4 separate regions of the Homo sapiens genome follow, and regions 2, 3 and 4 are each linked to region 1. Evidence: chromatin loops called from intact Hi-C (ENCODE). Cell type or tissue: OCI-LY7. All regions are shown on one strand. Region 1 has its middle 120 kb from the start of AFF2. Region 2 has its middle 190 kb from the start of AFF2. Region 3 has its middle 41 kb from the start of AFF2. Region 4 overlaps AFF2 (ALF transcription elongation factor 2).

Region 1 (2,500 bases):
TCTAAAGTGCTTTCTTTCAGTTTCAGGATGTGTACAAGGCATACTGGGAAGGAAGTTTTTCTTTCACTTTAGCAACCCAGGACTTAATGAGTAAAGCCAGCATGACCTATTTATAACTTGCAAAGGCGGCGGGGTAGTATGTAGGGTAATTAGAGACATAAGCTTTGAGTCATGCAGACGTGGCTTCTCTCCCTGACCCTGTCACTCACTGGCTCTGTGACTTTGGTCAAGTCCCTTTCACTCTCTGAGACTGTTTCGTCACCTACGAAGTGTAGGTTATATTAATACCTATCTCATACGAATGTACAACAGGTAGAGGACACACATAGAAGGGGGAGAGAGAGGTATCCGTGCCATCCTTGTTTTCTTTCTGCTCATTAGCATACCCAGGATCATTTCCCCTCTCAGCCTTTCCCATTCCAGGTTAACAAATCCAAACCTCTACAATGTGTCTAGTCAAAAGACAAAAGGTAGGATGGCATTTTGGTTAACATGAGTCTCATTTCATCTGAGAAAAGGAAGGTAAGCTGGGAACAGATTAAAGCAAACTAGCTATGAGACAGGCAGGCTGGTTGGTTCCCTGTTTTAATATGGTCTGGAGTAAAAGAATGCAAGTTCCTTACTCAAGCTGTAGCTTACCTAACTCTCAACCAATCAGTAATAAAAGACCCAAGAAGCTGTTAACCACAAATTCCTGCTTCGGGGGCTAGGGACTTCCCCAGGGCCCTGCATGTGCAGTTAGAGTTAAACTTCGAACTACAGTTACCCCTTCCTTATTTTAATGTTAAAAATCATGCCCAGAGGTGGAGATGTAAAATGCTAATTCTACATATGATGTATGAAAAAGCATGTTGAGCCAATGCACAAGCACTAGAAAAATCCCTCCTACTCCTATACATGCTCGAATGTAATACTTTCCTGTAGAAAACTCCTGTAAACCTAACTCACAGACTACCCTCGATAAGCAACCCATTTCTTTTCCCTTCTTGGTGCTGACTCCCCTGTGCACAAGCGGAATAAACTTTCCTTTGCTGCTATGTTTGGTTATCTCTTTTGGTTTCTATCCTGGGCAATCACAAGAATCCATGATGCTGGTAACATTTTGTGGCACCCCAGGTGAGGCTCTCCTTTTAGGTCCCAGGAGAGTGAGTGAGATTGCCCAGAGGATGGAGGTGTCTGACCAGACATGAACAAAAGCTGGCACTCTGGACCACTGTTTCAGTGTTAGCGCCTTGGTGAATCAGATCCAGACTCTGAGTGTGTCCCCGTTCCCTTTCATTCATCTTCTATCTTCCCTTTGCTTTCCTTTTTTTCCCTTCACCTTCTTCCTTTTCAGTCTGTTTTGACTCTTCAGGAGTCCTGGTGTTTAATTAATCAGCTCTTGGAACCCTGGTTTCAGTTTCTGTTTGGCCAATGGGAGTGATTCCTATTTACCCATCTGGTATTTTGTTTGGGTAGCTGGAGTGAATCTGGCTCAGCTTTCTGGTATTGAGCTGAAAAATTGTCCCCTGTTCGTGAGCTGGCTAAAAAGTAGTCAGCAACCTGGAGTTCCCTTTTGTCTCAGACTTTGAAATTTCTCAGTACTTTCCTCAATTTTTGTCTTCTTTATGGGGTCTGGAAACTGGAAATCTGTTTTGTCATTTGTCTAAGTGAAAATGTACTTCCTTTGATGGTCTTTGTTGCATGTGAGCCTGACCCTTCACAATTCCTGGGAGAAGGCCTTACTCACTAGACCAGATCACCACTTTACTTTTTTGGTTTGTCTAGTCCATCATGTTATCTCTTGATAGAGTCAGTGCCAATGAATGTAAATATACAGTAGGTTCTACTTAGAGCTGGTGCAAAATCTACAACCTATTAGATTTTGAGGGCTGTGGCCAGAAAATTTGAGAGCTAGAGTCTCTCAAGCTCCCTCAGTCAGCTCCCTTCCCTCTGTCCTCCTTGTCTTGCCTGGTTCTCACCAGGTTTCTGAGGGTCTGGGTTGGGTGGGAAGAAGAGGGGTTTGTCAGAGCCAAGGGTTCCATCCCTCACCAGGCTACTTAATCATAGGACACCAGGTCTACCACGGAAAACACTGCAGGCATACCAAAAGATTTCTCCCTAGGATGCATCCTGAGTAATTGAGATGAATTTGAATTGGATAATCTAAAGAAAAAGAAGCTGATGTTTCTCTGTAATGTTGCTTGGCTTTGGAATCCCCAGGGGGACAAAGAGACACAGCCTAGGAATGGGGTCTTTGAGTTATAACACTATTTACAATTGAAATTGTATTGCAGAAAATTTCTAATAAATGCATTGAGATCCCATATGTGCTGGCTTTTATAAAATTAAACCAGGATCCAAAACTCCGGGACTCCTGCAGAGTCTGTGTGGCATCTCTTAAACAGTTGAAAGAGGAGCCAATTTCTGCTTTAGACTTTGACCCTGTAGATGCTGTCTTCTCAACACCTCTCCAGGGGAAGGCAGGAGCAATGAGTCCTTCTGCCCTGGTGGGTCCTCC
Region 2 (2,500 bases), 69 kb after region 1:
AGAAGAAGAAAAAGAGAGAAGCCAAAGGAAAGTAATAAGAGAGAAGGTCTAAGAAGTTATAGGGTGTCTGGGCCGGGCGCAGCAGCTCACGCCTGTGATCCCAGCACTTTGGGAGGCCGAGGCGGGTGGATCACGAGGTCAGGAGATTGAGACCATCCTGGCTAACACGGTGAAACCCCATCTCTACTAAAAAAAAAATACAAAAAATTAGCCGGGCGTGGTGGCGGGCGCCTGTAGTCCCAGCTACTCGGGAGGCTGAGGCAGGAGAATGGCATGAACCTGGGAGGCGGAGCTTGCAGTGAGCCGAGATCGCGCCACTGCACTCCAGCCTGGGCGACAGAGCGAGACTTCTGTCTCAAAAAAAAAAAAAAAAAAAAAAAAGAAGTTAGAGGGTGTCTGGATCACGCAAGGCCTCAGAAGCCACTGTGGAGACTTTGAGTGAGTTGGGGGGCCATGGGAAGGTTTTGAGAAGAGGAGGGCTATGCTGTGACTCACATGTGATCAGGCTGCCTCTGGGAGGAATAAAGTGTTGAGGGGAAAAGGAAAGAACCAGTAGGAACAGAGAGGTGATTGTAGTGATGCAGGGGAGAGATGAGATCCACTTGGACCCGGCTGGTAGGAGTGGGAGGGGACGAAATGCTTAGATTGGAGAATATATTTTGCTGATAGCTCAGACATGGGGTATAAGAGGAGAGATGTCAAAGGTGACTCCAGGGCTTCTGGCCAGAGCAGCTGGAAGAATGACCTGTCTGGGCAGGGGGTAGGGAAATATCAGGATTTCAGTTTGGAACCTCCTAAGTTCAAAATATCTCCTAGCAATCCCAGAGGAGACTCCAAGTAGTCAGTTGGATAGATGAGGCTAGAGTTCAAAAGAGGCCATGCTGGAGATGCAAATGCATCTGTGCATATTTAAAGCCACAAGATCATCAGGGACTAAGTGTAGACAAAGAGAATTTCAGCTCCATTTCCTCACAGGTGTCATGAAGGGAAAACAGCTGCATCATTATTTCAAATCTAGGGACAGATCTGGCAGTAAGGTGGGGAGATAATGAAAAAGGGCTGAGTTTATGATTAGTAAAGCTCATCTTGTGGATTGGACTCTTGCATGTAAGAGCAAGTCCCTTCAACTCTCTGAGTCTCAGTTTTTTAATCTATAAAAATGGACATAGAGTAACAACTGTCCTGCCCACCTCACACATGAGTGGAAAGCTTGAATGCAATCGTGGATGGTAAAATGTTTTATAAACTGAAAAGCACCATCCGGAAGTACAGAATATCACATTACCCAAGATGCCCAGGCTACAGAGTGAGCACCCACATTTGCCTGTGGGACTCTTTCCTTGGGCCACTTGAGGCAGCACCCTTCTCCTAAAGGCTGGTCCTTCAGTCCCTGCAAGGTCTTAGGTGGCCTGTATTCTGGCCAAAGGACTTGAAATGTGCCTGAGGATTCCCATGGGGTTAATCAGGGAGAATGTGGCCCATCAGCTCTCTGTTCTCACCTGCGGCTTTCTGCTTTCCCATTATCTGGAAACAGCACTTAAGTGCATCTATGATGGAAAAACAACTCACCACCAAACCAGAGGACCTGCATTGGGGAAAATGAGGGCCAATGCAAGTGGAAAAGAAGGAAATGCCATTTACCTCATTTATAAATGAGAACCCTGTGGCTCAGAGAGCTGAAGTTACTTGCTTGTGGTCATGAGGCAGTTAAGTGGCAAAGCCTTAAGATTTGCTTGACAGTTTCTAGATAAAGTTCTTGCAACTTTTGCTCACAGGGGACACTTTATGCCCTTTAATTTGGGCAACAGCTGGCCATGTATCTGTGAGCATTTGCCAGAAAATACATGTGAATCTCCAGGATGCTTATTTGCTAGCAATAAATAGTAGAGATTTACAGTCTTTAAAAAAATATTGTTAAGTCTACACACCAGAGTTTCATCTTCTTTCCTGGATGTTGGGTGTGGAGCAGGTTGGGGTGAGGGTGAGGGGCAGCATGGCTACCCAACCCACAGAATGAAGCTTTGGAGATGGGACGCTGCCTATCTCTCAACCAGAGACCAACAGAAATAACTGCCTTCAGTGCTGAGATGTCATACTGAGATTTCAGATGAAAGACCAGGCCAGGAAGTGGCTTCTGAAGCAATAGAAAGTCTATAAAGACAGCTTGCAGCCTTTCCTGTGTGTGTGTGTGTGTGTGTGTGTGTGTGTGTGTATGAGCATGAGTGTGCACACATGTTTAGGAGAGCATGGAAGGGATGAAAGGGTAGTATCACTGAGTTAAATGGGTCTATTAGATTTGTTTTACCCGGAACTAAAATACACTTTCTCTGTTTAAGTTACTCTAGCATTTCCAAGGTAATATGATCCTAACAATTACAGCAATGACTTTGTCTTTTGTCTACTAAATTGAATTTACCAGATGCAGTGGGTTCACTATAAAGTTCTTAAAAAACTGCAGTTAATTCCATGAGCATATGATCCATAGTAGAAGCTTTTCTAA
Region 3 (2,500 bases), 79 kb before region 1:
CAGAGATAGAGTTATCTAAGCGTCCGAATGTTTTGGTTTGCCCTTTCATATTTATAACTCCTTTCTTAGAAACAGAGAGAACAAAATGTTGTGTACATTTCAACTGACAGCAGCTTACCAGAATGGCAGTGTCCAGGGTTTCTTTTACTTGTCCCCATGGGCTGTGGCAGAATGGTTTCCTAACATTATTTACAGCCCTGGAACATTTTATACTTTCAGGTCTTGCCTGAATGTATCCAGGAACTCATGTGTCACCTGTGAGACAAGCAGGAACTGAGAAATGGCAGGGGTGATTTCTTTTTCAGATGAATTAACTTCATAAATAGGGTTCAGGTATGACAGAGAGTAGAAAAATTAAGAATCAGGATATGTAATCAGCAATATACTTATAAAAGGATAACATGATGGCTATATTTTTTATCATTAAAAGAAAGTAAGAAAAATAGTAACACTGATTTTTTTCACTAATTAAATGAAAAGCAACTTCTAGCAGAAAAAGGCATAAATTTGCTATTTATAAACCTCCCTACTCCATTGGATTCAGAGCCCGTGCTTTGGGAAGTCTTCCGGAAATTCAGTATTAAACCCCCAGAAGGGTGAGGTTCCAGAGAACTGTTTAGGGTATTCTACTTTATACCTCACATGGATTGAACTGTGGTGAGAGGCCAGCATAGCTGAGTCTCACAAACATGAATATAAGATATTTTTTGATTCAAGAAATTTCCTGAAGTCCCGTAAGGCACTGTGCCAGAAGCTGTACACGTGTTCAGGAGAAGGATGGGGGAGGGAATAAAGGGATTTTGAAAGACAGAGAAAAGATTGATCAGAATTCTCACCTTACAGAGACTGACACGCTTATGGAGAAGATAGGCATACAACTATATTATAGGACAAACTGATTTGTCCCTGAGGATCCTCATAGGATATAGTCATGGTCTCCCAGGGTGTTTCAGCTCACTGAACATTTGCTCAGAAGTCTATAAGTCAGGCTTCACATTTTGACTTTTTTGAATGGGCAACGGGCACCAGAGGTCTATCTATGCCTGGACATTTCCACTGCCTGACCTTGTCAGAATTGCCCAAATTGGCTCTGTGGAGGCCAGTTAACCATGTAACCAAGAAGAGGCTAGTTAGAAAACAGACATGGATCGACTGCTTTAAGTGAAGGAAATCATGTGGACTCCCACCAAAACCAAAATGCAGACTGAAGTAAAACTTTTCTTAGGTCTGAAAAAGTTTCATAACCATCCTTGGTGTCTCTCATTTTCACGCTCTGTTTGCATGCTTCACGGCTTTCTAGTTCTACTAAAAGCAGAAGTGCCACAATATTTTAATGACGTTTATTCTAATGGCACTGAAAGGCCAGGTGTTAACAGTCAACAACATGTCAGGAAGAGGATGCAGACTTTCCTAAGAGACTGGAGCCTTCCTTTGAGGAGCAGCCATGTGACTGGGCTATGGCCTTCAGTTTGCCATCCTTTACACTATGCTTTGGATCTATGGGGCAGACCCATCCAAGGTCTAAAGCACTGTTAATAAGGACACATTGATTTTCAGTTTGTAAATCAGGAAAACTAAAATGTGCAGATATGGTCTGTTCCTAGCAGAGCCACAAGCAACAACACTCTTAGTCCCTCATTGATTAACAAAATAGGGGAGCTTGTTTTTTAAGGGCAGGCCACTATTACTTTACCTGATCTCCTATGGAAGCTGTTGTGTTCACTCATTAAACGATCACATATTTCTCCAAAATTAATTTGAGAATAGGGTTGTTAGGTCAGGAGCTACAATTGTTCTGTAAAACCACCGGAATTCTAGCCCAATTGTTAATCATCATTAATAATTAACTTCATCCTCCCAGCCTCAGATAGAAAGTTGAGGATATAAGAAAGGATATAAGGAAGTTATTGGCAGGTTATCTCAAAGTTGGGAAATTTAACTTTTAGCTTATATTTATCAGCGGTGGGCAGTGGGAACAGAAGTGAGGGATGAAGTTTCCAGAGGAGAAAGAGTTTGGCACATTCAAGGAACCACAAGCATCACACTCTGGCTGGACCACATTGTAGGGGGTGGGCGGGGGGCAGTGCTGCTGGACAGCAGCTGAGGCAGAAGATGGACAGCAGCTGAGGCAGAAGATATACATCAGACCCAGATCACAAAGGGCCTTATAGCCCACATGAGACATAATGGACTTTTCCCAAGAGCAGAGGGAGCACTGGCAGGTTTTAAATAGCAGATAGAAGAGTTGCAAGTTGCACAGTGGTGGTTTTTGTTGTTGTTGTTTTTGCTGTGGTAAGGGGGATGGCTTGCAGGTGGCATGGCTAAAGCCAGGAAGGTCAGGTTGTAACAGTGTAGGGCAATTATGATGGAAGCCTGAACAGGCACATCGAGTGTGGGGATGTGTTCATTCACCTAACAGATAGCACTTGTCCATCATACACCAGGCACTGGTCTTGATCCTGGGCAACACTGGTACACAAGGGAGAAAGTGTCACTATGT
Region 4 (2,500 bases), 120 kb before region 1:
ATGTTAAGAATAAATTCAAGGTAAATAAGATCGTTAACTTTGCTGGTCTTTTTTCCTTTCTTGGCCCTCCTGGGGGCTTGGGGGCGTGGGGAGTGGAGGCCATCACTTTAAGTAGCTATTTACTCCCAAGGAATGGAAGTAAACATATAATGAACACGTAACTGGCATGCTCTGGACTTCCAAAGAGAAGTGGGAAAGGTACCAATTTCCACTCAAGACAATGTCAAGCTTTTTAGTTCATCCACTATTGTCACATTTATGTTCCTTTTCTCTGTGGAGCTATACAAAACACAAAAGCACAACCACATTACAAATGTTTATAAACAGAGATGCATCACGAAGTGTGCCACTCACGAGCAGTAAGAAGGAGAAATTTTCCTGGATCATGTACAGAGGGAAAGGACAGGCTTATTTATGCAGATGCGTTACACTAATTAATCAGTATTTCACATAATATTCACGAAGTGTCCAAGTCTATGCTTCTTAACTGATGTGTCTCAGTTAGGGATCTGGAGGAAAAAAAGGTTTTGCATTTTCCTTAAGATAAGAAAAAGAAAGCCTCCCACAGGGGTGAGGGAGCCTATCATTTTTTTTAAAGAAATCAAACATAAAAGAGTCCATTCCCTTTAAATATGCAATTGCATATGCATAAGATTAAACCGGAATTAATATAAAAAACATGTTTCTAAAAACCTAATACCTTGTATATGTTTAACATTTGAACTATACCCATGAAATTAATTATAACAATGTCTGTTAAATTAACGATGTAACCCACACCACATATTAGGCAAATTGTATGCAAATAGAGTGCTATGGTTATCAGTTGTCTGCAAAATAAATTAGTGAAGCAGAGTAAAGGCTGTGTGCAGAAGCATAATATCTAATTGAGCAATAATTTTATAGTAATTTTTACTTTCAAATAACAGCATTTTTTAATGTAACAATGTATTTCTACAGAGCTGATAAAACCGTGGTATCCAAAACGCCTTATAGATTAATACTGATACAGCATAATTTGCGCTTCAAGGATTTATCCGGAATTGCTGTAAAATAAAATGTATTTAAGTTCTGACTATCTTGGATTTGCAACTAAAGGAGGCATGATTGGCATAATGAAGCTGTTGGCTAAGCATATGACCCTTTTTTAAAGAAGGAAATTGCCTAAAATATCACATCAACAGGGGAAATCCTTGTAAAAATACACAGCATTCATAACCAACGGCCGCTAGTAGTTTAACATTGCAAAAGATTTCGCACTATTGGTAGGTACTACAGATCATTCTAAATACATTTTAAAAGGCAATAACCAAGAATGCAATTTTAAGCGGTTACCACTGCGCCCCCTCCCCATCTAATTCCTTAGACTGCGGGGGGAATCTGATACGTTTAAGTATTATGACAAATAAACTGTGATAATGTTTGTAGTAGGTGAAGTTTTTGAAAAGTTAATAGATATGTATATCAGTATTTATGCACACGCGCACGCACATCTCTAAGAGAGTTAACAACTTTCCAGGTCCCCAGTCACCTTTCTACCATCTTTCAAAATGTCTCAGCGACAAGTTTAGGGTATTTTGTGAAGAGCTGACTCAACCTTTGAATCTGAGCTGGAGGTCCCTTACAAAAAACTACGGCTGCCTCCCAGTGGGAGGCCGAAGGGGGTCCATCCGGTAATTAAATGTGCATTGACATCAGAGCTGCGGATTTGGGGGGCCAACTCCGAAAACCCTCAGTCTTGAAAGCCAAGCGCCGAAGTCGGCCTCGAACCAAGGTCCCCTGAGTGGTGGCCCCCAAAGCCGCTGCTCCACCCGGGAGTGCAGGGAACTTGGGCTGAGTCGGCAGAAGGAAAGGTGTGCGCGCCGCGCAGCGCAGGGATGGAGGTGGCGGCAGCGGGGGCGGTGGCCACCAAGGAAGCAGAGGGCTGCTGGCCGCACCTGGCCGTTGCCTTTCCCCCATGGCCCGCCGCGGGCGTTGGGCACCTGGAAAGTTGAGACATTTCGGGCGGGCGGCATCCGGGGCTCAAGGAGGCCAGACCGGCAAGCCGCTCCGAGAGAAAAGCTCCTGGGAGGTCGTGCGGTTCAGCCCTCGGGCGGCACCGAATTCGATGTGAGCCAAATGCAACTCTTTAGACTTGGAGCGCAAAGCGACGCTTTCGGGTCCGCATCCCTCCCTCTTCCCGCACCTCCCCCCACCCCGGCATCCGACCTAGGAGTCAGCGCGGCCGGGGCCAGAGGTGGCTGAGAGCAAGTGGGAGGGAGTCCGGGGCGCCCCCCACGACAGCTTCAGCTCCTCTTAACAAAGGCGAAAACCTCAGACTTCGCCAGGAGACTCGCTCATCAAAGGAGAAGGCAAAAATCAACACCTACCACTGCTGCTCCAAGTCCCAGTCTCTGAAAAAGTCGAATAGATCCATAGCGGCCAGGCGGCGGCGGCGGGCGGGCGCCTGTCCCTGATCGCAGCGGGTCGGCGCGGCTCTCGGCACAGCTCGCTGGCGGTT

Evidence for each region. A loop is a pair of places that touch in the nucleus more often than their neighbours do. Peaks named below come from ENCODE experiments on the same cell type or tissue, not always from the same donor. Only the 100,000 strongest peaks of a DNase experiment are listed, where the experiment ranks them.
Region 2: it touches region 1 in a loop (2.1-fold over the local background); 6 of 110 quality-filtered maps call a loop at or near these places.
Region 3: it touches region 1 in a loop (8-fold over the local background); 4 of 110 quality-filtered maps call a loop at or near these places.
Region 4: it touches region 1 in a loop (4-fold over the local background); 3 of 110 quality-filtered maps call a loop at or near these places.

Annotation. Positions count from the first base shown.
Region 1 is chrX:148,378,994-148,381,493 of GRCh38, reverse strand. No RefSeq gene overlaps it. Among named protein-coding and RNA genes, the nearest start is that of AFF2, 120 kb to the left of the region's middle. RefSeq lists an enhancer at 1-32. In OCI-LY7, a CTCF peak has its summit at 1,166 (motif pointing right); DNase peaks (open chromatin) are centred at 113, 673 and 1,163; H3K4me3 peaks cover 1,500 bases; H3K27ac peaks cover 2,312 bases.
Region 2 is chrX:148,310,201-148,312,700 of GRCh38, reverse strand. No RefSeq gene overlaps it. Among named protein-coding and RNA genes, the nearest start is that of AFF2, 190 kb to the left of the region's middle. In OCI-LY7, CTCF peaks have their summits at 1,251 and 1,452; DNase peaks (open chromatin) are centred at 950 and 2,140; H3K4me3 peaks cover 987 bases; H3K27ac peaks cover 2,373 bases.
Region 3 is chrX:148,458,355-148,460,854 of GRCh38, reverse strand. No RefSeq gene overlaps it. Among named protein-coding and RNA genes, the nearest start is that of AFF2, 41 kb to the left of the region's middle. In OCI-LY7, no CTCF peak of the experiment used is centred here; DNase peaks (open chromatin) are centred at 254 and 1,294; H3K4me3 peaks cover 2,340 bases; H3K27ac peaks cover 2,500 bases.
Region 4 is chrX:148,501,014-148,503,513 of GRCh38, reverse strand. It overlaps AFF2 (ALF transcription elongation factor 2), which reads right to left. Exons shown (of 21, transcript NM_002025.4): 1 at 2,370-2,500. The coding sequence starts at 2,416. Among named protein-coding and RNA genes, the nearest start is that of AFF2, 1.6 kb to the right of the region's middle. RefSeq lists an enhancer at 1,360-2,237. In OCI-LY7, a CTCF peak has its summit at 1,535; DNase peaks (open chromatin) are centred at 1,603, 2,143, 2,283 and 2,293; H3K4me3 peaks cover 2,500 bases; H3K27ac peaks cover 2,500 bases.